Regions from separate parts of the Homo sapiens genome. Here region 2 is linked to region 1. Evidence: read pairs that join two places in POLR2A ChIA-PET (ENCODE). Cell type or tissue: OCI-LY7. All regions are shown on one strand.

The links. ChIA-PET counts read pairs that join two places held together with the same protein. Peaks named below come from ENCODE experiments on the same cell type or tissue, not always from the same donor. Only the 100,000 strongest peaks of a DNase experiment are listed, where the experiment ranks them.
Region 2: POLR2A ChIA-PET joins it to region 1 with 6 read pairs; 3 of 35 experiments call an interaction of 5 or more read pairs at or near these places.

The regions. Positions count from the first base shown.
Region 1 is chr12:121,926,355-121,928,854 of GRCh38, forward strand. The region is part of intron 3 of CFAP251 (cilia and flagella associated protein 251); the gene reads left to right. Among named protein-coding and RNA genes, the nearest start is that of CFAP251, 9.0 kb to the left of the region's middle. RefSeq lists a silencer at 1,026-1,145. In OCI-LY7, no CTCF peak of the experiment used is centred here; DNase peaks (open chromatin) are centred at 977 and 1,277; H3K4me3 peaks cover 852 bases; H3K27ac peaks cover 1,656 bases.
Region 2 is chr12:121,691,707-121,694,206 of GRCh38, forward strand. No RefSeq gene overlaps it. Among named protein-coding and RNA genes, the nearest start is that of TMEM120B, 20 kb to the right of the region's middle. In OCI-LY7, no CTCF peak of the experiment used is centred here; no DNase peak of the experiment used is centred here.

The DNA.
Region 1 (2,500 bases):
CTCACTCTATCACCCAGACTGGAGTGCAGTGGTGCGATCATGGTTCACTGCAACCTCCGTCTCCTGGGTTCAATGGATCTTCCCACCTCAGCCTCCCCAGTATCTGGGACTACAGGTGTGTATCACCACACCCAGCTAATTTTAAAAATCTTTTTTAGAGATGGGGTCTCACTATGTCTCTCAGGCTGGCCTTGAACTCCTAAGCTCAAGCAATCCTCCCGCCTCGGCCTCCCAAAGTGTTGAGATTATAGGTGTGAGCTACCGTACCCGGCCTCAATTTTTTCTTTTTGTTAAAACTATTCAGTGTTGGCCGGGCGCGGTGGCTCACACCTGTAATCCCAGCACTTTGGGAGCCCAAGGTGGGTGGATCACCTGAGGTCAGGAGTTCAAGACCAGCCTGATCAACATGGTGAAACCCCTCTCCACTAAAAATACAAAATCAGCCGGGCGTGGTGGTGCATGCCTGTAATCCCAGCTACTTAGGAGACTGAGCCAGGAGAATCGCTTGAACCCAGGAAGGCAGAAGTTGCAGTGAGCCAAGATTGCGCCATTGCACTTCAGCCTGGGTAATAGAGTGAGACTCTGTTTCAAACAAACAAACAAACAAAAACTATTCAGGATTATTTGTAAAAAATTCAGACAACTTATACATGTTTGAAGGCAAAGATTCTTCTTCCTACACACACCCCCACCCAATCTCATTTCCCTATGTAATTCCTGCCACAGTTGGCTGTGACTGCTCCTCTCCTGACCTTGTTCTGTGCATGTACAACATGTTATCTGTGTGCCCATGCCTGTGCACATGGCTCACATTTAGTTTTTGTGTTGTTTAGGTTTTTTTTTTTTTTTACCGGTGAGATAATCCTGCATTTCTACAAAATGTTTTTCCACTTAATATGTCTTGGAAGGTTTCTTGTATCAGTGCATGTATCTCTACTTCCTCTTTTTGTTTTTCTTTTTTTGAGATGGAGTCTCACTCTCACCCAGGCTGGAGTGCAGTGGTGCTATCTTGGCTCTCTGCAACCTCTGCCTCCCTGGGTTCAAGTGATTCTCCTGCCTCAGCCTCTCATGTAGCTGGGATTATAGGCACGCACCACCATACCCAGCTAACTTTTGTATTTTTGTAGACACAGGGTTTCGCCATGTAGGCCAGGCTGGTCTCGAGCTCCTGACCTCAGGTGATCCACCCACCTCAGCCTCCCAAAGTGTTGGAATTTCAGGCATGAGCCACCGTGCCCAGCCCACTTCCTCTTTTTAAATGTAACTGTTCCCCTTTCTGTGGCCATTTAGGTTGCTTCTAATTTCTTGCTGTCACACAAGGTCCTACAGTGAACGTGCTCCTCCATCTCTCCTGTGTCCACAGCATCCTCCTTTTCCTTTGGGGTCCTCTCCTTAGTGCTAAGGCCTGTACTAGCTCCCATTGTTCACGGTAAATAGACATGACTGTGGATCCCACCTCCAGCTAGGAAACAAGGCAATCATGTATTTATGAGCAGGAATCTTATGAATATCAAATACAATGAAATCTGGTTTTGACAGCAAAGTTTTATTTTCCAGATTAATATGTTTTAGAAAAAGATTGATGTAAGCAGTGGCTATCTCCATAATCATCTGTCATGCATGTTAAAACTTCTGCAAAACACGATGATTAATACTATTTGATTTCCACAATTGTGAACGCTGCTCGAGTGGGGTTGTTCTGTTACCACTAAGTGAAGTCAGCCTCGTGGTGACCCGGGAAGAGCTGTTGTGGCTGAAGACAGGAGTCCTTTTAGGAATGCTTTCTTTTTGTCACTAATTTGTTAAATGGCAAAATAAATTTCCAGGAAGATGATCCTTTTAGGATTAGCAAGTTTCCAAAAGAACAATTTCATTTGAATAAATCAGCTTTTAAGAAACAGCCAAATATTAAATAATTCTGTTCCTAGAAGTTGCAGCTTGAGACAATTATGATTCCATAATTCTACCACTCACACCCACACAATAAGAGATCTAAATATAAATATAAATTATAGGGAATGAGCAGATGGAAACAGGAGAGGATGGGGAATTAAGAATGTAGGAGAGAGAAATTGGCCACATTACCTGCTATGTCTGTCTTGGGGAGAAACAATTTAATTTTATAAGTATTGTTCAAAGATAAGAAAGGAAACTTACCAGATTTTGTTTCTATATGCCAATTTAATTCACTGATTCTTAGCAACGCAACGCATCACTTTCAGCACTCTACTGCATTTGATTACTTGACCCTAGATAATTTTATGTATATGTGTATATATATACGTATATATATATATATATACGTATATATATACGTATATATATATATATATACGTATATATATATATATTTTTTTTTTGAGACAGGGTCTTGCTCTGTTGCTCAGGCTGCAGTGCAGCATGACGATCTCGGCTCACAGCAACCTCCACCTCCTAGGCTCAGTCAATCCTCCTGCTTCAGCCTCCTGAGTAGATGGGATTACAGGTGCACACCACCATG
Region 2 (2,500 bases), 230 kb before region 1:
TCTCGCTCTGTTGCCCAGGCTGGAGTGCAGTGGCACGATCTCGGCTCACTGCAACCTCTGCCTCCTGAGTTCAAGCGATTCTCCTGCCTCAGCCTCCCAAGTAGCTGGGACTACAGGCGCCACCATCACGCCTGGTTAATTTTTTGTATTTTTAGTAGAGACAAGGTTTCACTATGTTGGCCAGGCTGTTCTTGAACTCCTGACCTCAGGTGATCTGCCCGCTTCAGCCTTCTAAAGTACTGAGATTACAGGTGTGAGCCATCATGCCCGGCGTTTTTTTTTTTTCAGTCTCACTCTGTTGCCCAGGCTGCAGTGCAGTGGCACGATCTCGGCTCACTACAACCTCCGCCTCCTGGGTTCAAGCAATTCTCCTGCCTTAGCTTCCCAAGTAGCTGGGATTACAGGCGCCCACCACCACACCCGGCTAATTTTTGTATTTTTAGTAGAGACAGGGTTTCACCATGTTGGCCAGGCTGGTCTTGAACTCCTGACCTTAAGTGATCCATCCGCTTCATCCTCCCAAAGGCATGAGCCGTCCTGTCCGGCCATGATATATTCGTTTTTTGTTTTGTTTTTGTTTTTTTTTTTTGAAACGGAGTTTCACTCTTGTTGCCCAGGCTAGAGTGCAGTGGCACAATCTCCGCTCACTGCAACCTCCGCCTCCTGGGTTCAAGTGATTCTCCTGCCTCAACCTCCCAAGTAGCTGGGATTACAGGAGCCCACCACTATGCCTGGCTAATTTTTTTGTATTTTTAGTAAAAACGGGGTTTTACCATGTTGGCCAGGCTGGTCTCAAACTCCTGACCTCAGGTGATCCTCCCGCCTCAGCCTCCCAAAGTGCTGGGATTACAGGCATGAGCCACTGCACCCCGCCATATTAGTTTTTTTTGTTGTTGTTGTTGTTTTTAAGACACAGGCTCTTGCTATGTTGTCCAGGCTGGCCTCAAACTCCTGGGCTGAAGCTGTCCTCCTGCCTCAGCCTCCAGAGTGGCTGAGATGACAAAGATGCATGCACCAGGGCACACTTATCATGTAAATTATTTGGGGTGGATCATGCCAGTTCCTAAATCAAATAATTAACTGGTTTTCCTTAATCTAGAGACAGTAACAAATAATGTGGATCTCATTCATCACTCAAGATGTTAGGCGCTATGGCTGGGTTCTGTGGCTCACGCCTGTCATCCCAGTGCTTTGGGAGGCTGAGGTGGGAGGATGGCTTGAACCCAGGAGGCCAAGGCTGCAGTGAGCCATGATGGTGCCACTGCACTACAGCCTGGGCAACAGAGCAAGACCCTGTCTTTCTTTCTTTTCTTTCTTTCTTTTTTTTTTTTTTTTTTTGAGACAGAGTTTTGGTCTGTCACCCAGGCTGGAGTACAGTGGTCTGATCTTGGCTCACTGCAGCCTCCACCTCGTGGGTTCAAGTGATTCTGCTGCCTCAGCCTCCCAAGTAGCTGGGACCACAAGCGCGTGCCACCACGCCTGGTTAATTTTTTTGTTGTATTTTTTGTAGAGATGGAGTTACACCATGTTGGCTGGGCAGATGTCAAACTCAAGTGACCTCAAGTGATTTGCCTGCCTTGGCCTCCCAAAGTGCTGGGATTACAGGCAAGAGCCATGGCGCCCAGCCATATCTCACCTCCTAAAATAAAACAAAATCAACCAGGCAGGATGGCACACACTTGTAGTTCAGCTCCTCAGGAGGCTGCATTGAAAGGATTGCTTGAGCTCGGGAGATCAAGGCTGCTCTGAGCTGTGATTATGCCGTGGCACTCTAGACAGGGCAACAGAAAAAAAAAAAAAAAGAATGTCACAGCAGCGAAATGAATGAATTATAGTCACATGTAACAATGGCTGAGTCTAATATGGAGCTATAATACCAACTACAGGAAGACAGATAGACATGTATATATATATGTGTGTGTGTGTGTGTGTGTGTGTATAATTTATATTAATAATTATGTTCAGCCAGGTGCTGTGGCTCACGCCTATAATCTCAGCACTTTGGAAGGCTGAGGCGGGCAGATCATCTGAGGTCAGGAGTTCGAGACCAGCCTGGTCAACATGGTGAAACCCTGTCTCTACTAAAAATACAAAAATTGGCGTGGTGGCATGCGCTTGTAATTCCAGCTACTCAGGAGGCTGAGGCAGGAGAATCACTTGAACCCAGGAGGTGGAGGTTGCAGTGAACTGAGATGGCACCATTGCACTCCAGCCTAGGCAACAGAGCAAGACTCCATCTCAAAAAATAAATAAATAAATAAATAAAAATAATTATGTTCATACATAACTTTAAAAATAAAAGATCCAAACCAGGAAAAATAAATATAAGTGGTAAAACTACAAAGAAAAGCAACTAAATTACCAGAAAAGCAAGGCTGTGGTTACGTCTGGGGGAAAGAAGGAGGCCAAGGCTGAGAGTCTGCATGTTCCAGGATTCTGGGCTCTGGCAGTGATTAATTTCATGACCTGGGTGGTATGTACCTAGGTGTTCAGCTTACTA